Regions from separate parts of the Mus musculus genome. Here region 1 is linked to region 2. Evidence: chromatin loops called from intact Hi-C (ENCODE). Cell type or tissue: gastrocnemius. All regions are shown on one strand.

Region 1 (5,000 bases), 130 kb after region 2:
ATAGGTATTTGATACATTATTAAATTTTTGAGGTCATGTAAAAATAGACTTTTAGCCAGGCATGATGGCTCACACCTTCAGTGTCAGCACTTTGGGAGGCAGGAGGATTTCTGTGAGCTCAAGTCTAGCCTGGTCTACATGGTAAGTTCCAGGATAGCCAGGACTAGATAGAAAGACCTTATCTTTTTAAAGAAAACAAACAAGCAAGCAAACAAACTTTTACCTTAAAGGATGATCAGATTGCCGTTTTTCACAAGCTGTAAGGGAATAATTATATACATGGAAGAATACTTGCAGTGTACTGTATTTTGTAAGTATTTGCCTGCATGAGTGTTCGTGCATGGTATGTGTGACTAATCCCAAGGATGCCAGAAGAGGGCATTAGATCCCTGGACCTGGAGTCACAGTGAATTTATTCATGTAGGTTCTGGGAACTAAACCTTGGTCCTCTGCAGGAGCAGCCAATGCTCTTAACTGCTGAGCCAGCTCTCTAGCACCTATGTTGTATACTTTTGTGAAATTTTCAGTTTTAAATGCTATTGGTTCAAGTTTAATATTCACTAGTTTCTGTTTAGCAGGAAACTTTTTAGACTTTCATACACATTGTTTTCTCAAAGACAAATAATAGTTCAGTGCTGGGCCGAAGTTTACTGTGTTTTTAGTTGTGACTGTTACATTCACTCCTGGACTAGGGATTTGAACTATGTGTACAGATGTTCTGTTAATGTTTGTGCTTAGTGCCTGAAACATAAGGAAATGAATATGCTATATGTAGTGTGATGTATGTAAGTGTTTGCTGCCTTTTTGTTGGTTTTTAACGAATGTGGCAGACAGTTATTCATAATACAGTTCTTTAAGCATTTTTGCACTATTAAGAAATATCTATTCATTGAATTACTTCATAAAATAGTGTTATCACTCCTAATAGCAAGCGAAGACTACTGGAAGCATAGCTTAAGAAAGCATGTGTTATTTCTAATCAGGTTTTTAGTGAGTTCTGGCTCCCATGGATCATTTTTTAAAAGGTTCTTAGACACATTAAAGTGCAACCGCCAAACAGTGCATACTTGTATAGAATATGAAGGTTAATAATGGTCTCTGCCTCTCGTTTTTCCAGCTGGCAATATGAAAAACAAAGCTAAACAAGTTTTTATTATTATTAAATATTTTTTTTTAATCATCAGATGAAAAATCACTGTTAGAACAGAAACCTTCTAAACCAGCTGCTCCTCAAGTCCCGCCCAAAAAGCCCACTGCACCCACCAAAGCCAGTAACTTACTGAGGTCGCCTGGAGCAGTGTACCCAAAGCGGCCAGAAAAGCCAGTCCCTCCGCCACCTCCAGCAGCCAAGTAAGCCGTTCCTAATTTAGAATTCGACGTCAATTAACTACCTTTGACCTACAGAGCTCTGTTACCTTTCAAAGTTTAAATATCTGTTCCCCGTACATTTATCTCTTTGTTAATTAATTTTGTTAAGTGTTAATCATATATTTAGAATAAATGAATGAAACTTTACATTTCTGATTTTGTTGTGATCAATTTTAGGGTTAGCTCATGTTTATGCATAGTTTTTCAGAACAGATGGAAATTAGTGTTCTGTTACATAAAATCTTTAATGCCATTACATCATTATTTAAAAGTTCTATTTAACCTCCAAGTGATTTTTGAATGTTTGTTTTCTCATTTCAGAATTAATGGAGAAGTTTCTATAATTTCTTCAAAGATTGATACTGAGCCAGTATCAAAACCAAAGCTAGATCCTGAACAATTGCCAGTTAGACCAAAATCAGTAGACCTTGATGCCTTTGTAGCCAGGAACTCAAAAGAAACAGGTAAGCCAGAATGGGCAAGATTAAAAAAGAACTCAGATGGATTTTAGAATCTTAGATTTGTGTATGCACCTTGCAGAAGTAAAGGATGGCAACTAGGTGAACTGGCTTAAAATTTAGTAGCCAGAGGACGATAGGTGGGCAGAACACAGTCCTGACTGAGCTGAGATTTCTTACTGAGAAGCAAAACATGAGTAGACTGACAGACATGCTTAGTACTTCATTATGTCTCGACTGTTATGTAATGACCATATCTTTTACATTTGTTGGAGTTGAGTACCTTTTGGTTTTTAAGATTTGAAAATGAGGAACTAGAGAGATGGCTCAGTGGTTAAGAAAAAGTACTGGCTGCTCCTCCTTAAACCACATGAGCTCACAACTGCCTGTAACTAGTTCAGGGGATCTGAAGCCCTCTTCTGGCTACAACCTGTACCTGCTTTTTAAAAAATACTAGGATGGCATAGACTTTCAGTGCTAGCAGTAGTTGTAGTTTATAAAACTTACAAATCTCTGAGCAGTGGTGGCGCACGCCTTTAATCCCAGCACTTGGGAGGCAGAGGCAGGCACATTTCTGACCAGCCTGGTCTACAAAGTGAGAGCCAGGGCTACACAGAAAAACCCTGTCTCAAAAAACAAACAAACAAACAAAAAACCCCCCAAAAACCTTAAAAAATCTATCTGGAGAAACCTGTTATCTACAAGAAAATATTTTTATTATCAGTAGGCTTCACGTTTACCAAATAGTGTTTCTTTAGATTTAGTTTGTTGGTTTGTTGGTTTGTTTTTTGTTTGTTTTTGGCCATCTTGTGTTTGTCCATTCTTCTGGTTCTCTATACAGTGGGAAGGTGGAGAGCTGGAAGCACAGACATCTTGGTTAAGTTCTACCTTTTAAGAATGTTAGAGCGTCATTACTTTGTGGAACTAGATATTATTTCATATAAAATTTTACATTTTTAAATTTCTTACATTTCTTAAAGGACTTTTTTACGTATGTTTTTATTTTTATTGTAACCCTAGGAAATAGATGCTGTTTCCTCCATTTTATATGATAACAGAGTGAGCCACAGACACATCAGTACTCTCAATCACCAATGAGGAGAATGCTACAGTCCGTGCATATAGAAAAGTGCTCTGATGGCTCTGTCAAAAGTCTTAGTGCCATAGAGGACTGTTGAGCTTCAGGCTCAACTTCAACAGTAACTACACTTTATAATCCCGTTTTTTTCTTGTTTCATTTCCATTTATCAATGCAAAGGCTTTATCTTCAGTTCACTTAATCAGTTGATTTTAATGTTTTATAAATCCCTTTGTCATATTTGGATCCACCCTTCTCTAGATGGTGCTACAGTACCAATATTTGAGAATTGTAATCAAACTATAGTTTAAAAAGGTTCACCAAAATATATATACTCTTTGTATTTCATTTGTTAAAATTGATCTTATTTACTATTAAATAATAAATGAAAAATGATCTAAAATATCCATTATTTTTGCAGACATTAGTAGTAAAATGATAGACTTCTCATAGCTTATGTTTTTATATGTACTCATAATGTAACCAGCAACGTGTTTTCAAAAGTAATAATTCATGAAAACTTGGTTATTTATGTGAATTTAATGCTTTAAATAAACATCTGTTGGGATTATCTTTCACATTTTTCCAATTTTTGTGATCTTTATCACAAAAGTCTTAAATTTGGTTGTTCCTTTGGGGATTGAAGTTTGTTTTTATATTACTTTGTATCACTCTATTTGGTTTTAAAGTAGTAGACGTTTTAAAACACTTTAGATGAAATAAACTTTTGATTTTTAAAAGAAAGCCCCCCCCCCCTTACATGTCTGTATGTGTGTCGCTGTGTGGGTATATATGTGAATTCAGGTTCCTTTGGAGGTCAGAGATACAGGATTCCCATGCAGCTGAGGTTATAGGTGGTTTGTGAGCCAGCTCATGTGCTTGCTGGAGACTCATCTTGGATCCTCTCTAAGAGAAGTGTGTACTCTATTTTGTTGATTAAGATAAGGTCTCTCTTCGTAGCTCTGGCTATCTCATAACTTGCTACGTAGACCAGGCTGGCCTTGACCTTACAGAGGTCCACCTGCCTTTGCGTCCAGAATGCTGTTCAAGCCCTTAACTGCAGAGCCTCCTTTCCAAGCCCTCAAGTTTTCTATACACTCACCAACAGTCTTTTAAGGTTTGTAGTAGAAACAGTTTGTTTATATCAATGGTGGTTGTTTACTCTTCATATAATAGAATAGAAGGGCCTTGTAGAACAGAGTTGGAGAAGTTGCAGTTTTTGGCTTAAGGTTGTTTTCTTTAATAAGGAAACAGTGGTTTAGAGATACTGAAAGTGTCACACGGCAGGAAATCAGCAGTAAACTTGTAAGCAACTGTTCTTGGTTCTTTTCACTTAACTTGGTTAACTTTGGTGGTGTGCCACGTTTTTGCTCTGTCTTCAGTAATTATCAATTTTGGGAATTAAGTAAAAATACTTTACTGAGCAGCTGTGACATCCTTAACAGTGTTCTAGACACGCGTTCTTTGCCAGGTTAAGAGGCCTCACTGACGGCAGCAGATAGGCTCTCTTATCATATCATATCATATCGAACAAAATGTCTACATGTGTGACTTTGATATATATTTCCTTAGGTAAGTTGAGTTTTTGTGCACATTTGTTTTCACCTTGCCAGCTACTTGTGTACCTTGAGGCCAGCTGTGCAATTATCCACTGGTAGTCATGTTGCCACTCAAATGCTTGAATTTTGATGAATTTTCTATTTTGGACATTTCAATCTGTCCTTATAGAAGTTTTCTACCTCTTGTGTGAGTTTTGGGTTGAGTACAACTTGAGATATAGCATTAGGGCGGAACAGTTTCTAAGTGTCAGAACATGTAAACCAGGGCTGGAGAGATGGCTGGGTGATGAAGAGAGAGCATTGCTCTTGCAGAACCGTGAGTTTAGTTCACAGCACCCACATGGACAACTCACAACTGCTGTAACCCCAAGTCCTGGGGTAGCAAACCCTCTTCTGAGTGCTTCTATTCATGTGGGCATAACCTACACACAGACACATTCATGGAATTAAAAATAAAACGTATATCTTTTAAAAGAAGAAAATGTAAAACAGACAAATCCCTGGTACTGATAGTTGCCTTATCTTTTAAATAATGTA
Region 2 (5,000 bases):
CTTCCTTCAGCTGCCTTTGTCAGATGTTTTGTCAGGAATAAGGAAAGCAAGTAATGTGGGTAAAACCAAGGAGAACCAAGAGTTCTGACTGGGGGTCAGTTGTAGGTGAGTTGTGCTCCAGCACCTGAATGGAGATAGGCTGCTCCCTGTGCCAGAGCCAAAGTCTGAGAGGAGAGAGAGAGCCCTCAGAGACTCTGTTGAGAGACCATCATGATGGAATTTGAGATAAATATTAGCAGACATCATAGTTCACAGGGGTTCCACTTCTCTCCACTTGGGCATATTAGCTATATATGAGGGGGGCCCTGTGAATGCCTCAGTTGGCAGAGATGTACCTCAAGAGGCAAGAGGGAAACACAGTTCAGCAGGACTTAGTTAGGCAGGCTTGTGGGAAGCCACATGTGCCGTTGCAGGGTGGTGCTGGCTACCGCTGGCCACCACGCATACAAAGGCAGTAAAGTTTTTCCACCAAGATGAGGTTTTGAGAATATAACCAATCAGATGAGAGACATGTTAACCAATCAGATGAGAGACATGTTAACCAATCAGATGAGAGACATGTTAACCAGTCAGATGAGAGATATGTTAACCAATCCGGGTCTGAGACTCGCCTCTCCTAGGCCTAGCACCAGTTCTTGGCTTGGGGTCTCTTCGCCTCTACAATCAAGCTCTCCCAATAAACGTGTGCAGAAGGATCCTGTTGCAGTGTCGTTCTTGCTGGCGAGTCGGGCGCATGCAAGACAGGCTGGCTCAAACTTCTGCAGTCTCACCCTGAGAAGTTTACTGTAAGCATATTTAAAGACAGTTGTGGTGGTTTGAATATGCTTGGCCCAGGGAGTGGCACTATTGGGAGGTGTGGCCTTGTGGAGTGGGTGTGGCCTTGTTGGGGTAAGTGTGCCACTGTGGGGGTGGTCTTTGAGACCTTCCTCCTAGCTTCCTGGAAGTTAGTCTTCTCAGAACTGCCTTCGAAATAAGAGGTAGAACTCTCAGCTCCTATAGCACCATACTTACCTGGATGCTGCCATGCTTCCCAACATAATGATAATGGACTGAACCTCTGAACCTGTAAGCCAGCCCCAATTAAATGTTGTTCTTTATGAGTTGCCTTGGTCCTGGTGTCTGTTCACAGCAGTAAACCCCTAACACAGACAACAGTATAATTTGGGGTGGGGGGGGGAATTTGCTGGTGTAATACAATCCCTAGTGCACACAGAATCATAATTACATTGAACCTCAACTCAAGCACAGGTCATTTTTTCGCAGAAGATGAGTTCTAGAGATAGGCTACATGTATCAGCTTAAGTGCCTCAGCTAGAATCCGGCATGGTCTCAATGATAGAGATAGCAGAGGTTATTTGAGTTACTAGCCATCTCTGGTCCTGCTTGAAGGAGCCCCTGGTCATACATAATATGCCTTTATGTACCTGGACATACATAATGTAAGGATCATCTAGACTACTGAGTATCTTCAGGTCTGTGGTGGTTTGATTAGTTTTGGTCATTGAATGCTTGGCCCACATGGAATGGCACTAGTAGGAGGTGTGGCCTTGTTCAAGTAGATATGGTCTTGTTGGAGCAGTGTGTCACTGTAGGGGTGGGGTTTTAGATATGGTCTTGTTGGAGCAGTGTGTCACTGTAAGGGTGGGGTTTTAGGTAGCCTATGCCCAAACTCCACCCAGTGTGGAAAGAGAGCCTCCTCCTGGCTGCCTGCAGAAGACAGTCTCCTGGGGATCCTGATGTAGAACTCTCAGCTCCTTCTCCAGCACGTGTCTGTCTGCCCGCTGCCCTGCTTCCTGCCCTGATGACAAAGGAGCAAACCTCTGAAACTGCAAACCAGCCACAATGAAATGTTTGCCTTTAGAAGAGTTGTCTAGGTCATGGTGTCTCTTCACAGCAGTGGAAACCCCAACTAAGACAGGTCCCTGGTGTGGGAGCTTTATATGGCCTGGTCCTTCGGATAATGCAGATCACCAGGCTGTTAATCACCTCCAGCTCCCAGCCTTCTGGGTGGAAGAACAGGTTATACATCTTTCTCTTTGAAAAGACAACTCCTCGTGTTTAACAGTCCTGGTTTCCCTAGCAATCTGTAGGCACAAGGACCTTTGTGCTCCCAAACTCTTGAAAGATAACTTTTCTCTTCTCTTCTCTTCTCTTCTCTTCTCTTCTCTTCTCTTCTCTTCTCTTCTCTTCTCTTCTCTTCTCTTCTCTTCTCTTCTCTCCTCTCCTCTCCTCTCCTCTCCTCTCCTCTCCTCTCCTCTCCTCTCCTCTCCTCTCCTCTCCTCTCCTCTCTCTTCTTTTCTTTTCTTTCCCCTGACACTGGGTTTTTCTGTGTAATAGCCTTGGTTGTCCTGGAACTCACTTTGTAGACCAGGCTAGCCTTGAAGTCACAGAGATATGCCTGCCTTTGCTCCTGAGTGTTGGGACTAAAGGCCTGTGCCACCACCGCCAGCTAGCTGAAAGATAACTTAAGGACTGCTCTCTACTTTTTGACATCAGAACTCCCTCTCTTCAAACAAGACATTACCCCTTCTTGCATAAGGAAACCCTTACAACAAATCTCTTCTGGTTTCTTCCTCCTAACTCTTCCTCTGCCTGCGCTTCTAATTACCACTAACCTCGGCTAGGAGTAGAACTTCCTCTCCGCTGTACATAGTAAATACGTCTTGCATTTTCCATAGTGACCACTAGATGGCAACACTGGTCCAAATCAGTTCTCTTCTTGGCAGACAAGAGCTGGCAAGGAAATAAATCCACAATTGCTGCTTGACAAGCACTCTTAACCCGCGGCAAGTGTAAATTCATACACGTGTAAATGTCTAAGTATCTAAAGGGATACAAGCCAGGTCAGTAAACGGAGAGGACAAACCTTTCCAAGAGTATGGTGGCCCAAGCCTGAAATCCCAGCACAAGGGAGACAGAGTTCATGGACAGCTTTGATGAACACAGCAAATTCCAGTCTAACCACAGCTGCATAGTGATACTCAGCATATGAGAGAAAGAAGGGAGGAACGAAGGGAGAAAGGAAGGGAGGGGTGGGGGAGGGAGGGAAGGAGGAAAGGAGGGAGGGAGGAGGAGACAGAAGAGGGAGAGAGAGAGAGAGAAGGGATAGAAAGATAGAGACAGACATCTAACACAGAGACTCTGGTTGCTAACATTAACTTTTATTCTTACATGGAGGAATTGTCTGATATTTACATATCATTAGTATGGGGGAAGGGGATCGATCGGGCTGGAGAAATGGTACAGAAGTGGAGCAGCAATTCCTGCACTTGTAGGCGACCCAGGTTCCGTTTCCAGCACCCACACGGCCGTTCCCAATCTGTAACTACAGTTTCAGAAGATTCGGCCTCTGAGGGCATCACACATACCTGCAGGTAAACACTTCTACACTAAACAAACAAACAAACAAACAAGTAAATAAATAAAGTTTTTAACAAATCAGTATACTTGGGTGGCTGAAATGACTCGGTGGGTAAAGATGATTGCTTGCCTTGCCGAGCCGGACAACTTAACCTCTTTCCCCCTCCGTGGTCCACATGGTAGAAAGGGAGAAACAAGTCTTGAAAGTTTTTCTTTGACCTCCATAAACCATCAGACATGGGTATACGTCCACTGCGCCATAAATAAACCACTTGTCGTTATATAAAAATTGTTCCGTTTAACATCCCAACGTGACAAAGGGTAACAGTGAAATGCAATTTTGCTTCAATTTGTAACTACCACCTTTTAAAATGTGTTTTGTTTTGTGAGACAAGATCACTCTGTGTAGCCCAGGCTAGCCTTAAAAGTCACTATGTACCCCACCCAGGCTGCCTCCAGTCTCCCAGCGATCGTCCTAACTCAGCCTCCCTAGGCCACCCTAGTGTTGAGATTACAAGCATGAACCAGCCTGTCTCGTAAGCAATCAAAGTTTTAAAAGGTTTTCCTGGGGCAGGTTTGCTCTCAGCTTGGCACACTGTGTCTCCTGTCACATCCTCCTACTTTTTCAGGTGAGGAGAAGGCATTCCTGCCCAAGCCAGAAGTACAGAATGTGGCTCACACAGTGGCAAGGACAGAAGCCGTCTTGGACCAGGGGCTCCTCCCATCACTGACCCAGAAACCTTGGCCTCATCTTTCTTTTATTTTGTTAGGTGTCTCTTTAATTATTTAAATTATGTGTACGGAGGCAGGGGGAGAGTCTGGGCTTGTGAGTGCGGTTGTATTTGGAGGTCAGAAGCATCAGGCACATTGGAGCTGGAGTTACAGATGGTTCTGAGCTGCCCAGCCTGGGTGCTGGGAACTCAACTCAACTCCTCTGCAAGAGTAGTCAGTATGTGCTCTTACCGCTGACCCATCTCTCCAACCTCTACACCAGCTTCCGTTTTATATGGTGTTTTCAACAGGGATTTTTGTCTTTTCTAGCGCTCCTTACAATAAAAGAACTTGAGCCCTTTTTAATGTTGGCATCTAGTTAGGTTTGACTGTACCATTAAGCACAAGAAGTAAGTGGAGAACAAGGGCAATGTGAAAACATCTGAGAGAAAGTGGTATAAATGTGACCTTTGCGAGAAGGTCAGATGTAGCCTAGGCTAGATTTGAACTCACCATGTAGCAGCGGGTGGCCTTGAACTTGGGCTCCTGCAGCTTCTACTTCCTGGGTGCTGGTATTGCTAGTGTGAGCCTCCATGCCTGGCTACTTTCTCCTTCTTACTATAGCAGGGGATGGAGACTCAGGACAAGACCTGGCTGGCAGCTAGGGTGACTCAAGGGAAGGCAGTCCCACAGAGGGCCAATGGGGTGTCTAACACCTGTTGCTCAAGATCTACTACATCAAGAAACTGTGTCTCAGCACTGAGGATCAAACCCAGAGTTGCATACATGCTAGGCCAGAGCTTTGCTGCTGAGCCACACTCTCGGCCCCTTTGGTTGCTTTACTGCTTTTGTAGCTTTTGAAACAGGGTCTCATGCATCCCTCTCTGGCCTGTAACTTACTCCTGTCTCCACCTCCCAAACACTGGAAT

Evidence for each region. Peaks named below come from ENCODE experiments on the same cell type or tissue, not always from the same donor. Only the 100,000 strongest peaks of a DNase experiment are listed, where the experiment ranks them.
Region 1: a loop joins it to region 2, with 7 times the contacts of the local background. A loop is called at or near these places in 16 of 42 quality-filtered maps.

What each region holds. Positions count from the first base shown.
Region 1 is chr17:42,812,777-42,817,776 of GRCm38, reverse strand. Cd2ap (CD2-associated protein) reads left to right here. Exons shown (of 18, transcript NM_009847.3): 12 at 1,185-1,350; 13 at 1,690-1,832. Among named protein-coding and RNA genes, the nearest start is that of Cd2ap, 61 kb to the left of the region's middle. In gastrocnemius, CTCF peaks have their summits at 358 (motif pointing right) and 2,235 (motif pointing left); no DNase peak of the experiment used is centred here; H3K4me3 peaks cover 604 bases; H3K27ac peaks cover 2,510 bases.
Region 2 is chr17:42,941,290-42,946,289 of GRCm38, reverse strand. No RefSeq gene overlaps it. Among named protein-coding and RNA genes, the nearest start is that of Cd2ap, 67 kb to the right of the region's middle. In gastrocnemius, a CTCF peak has its summit at 2,689 (motif pointing right); a DNase peak (open chromatin) is centred at 2,724; H3K4me3 peaks cover 554 bases; H3K27ac peaks cover 847 bases.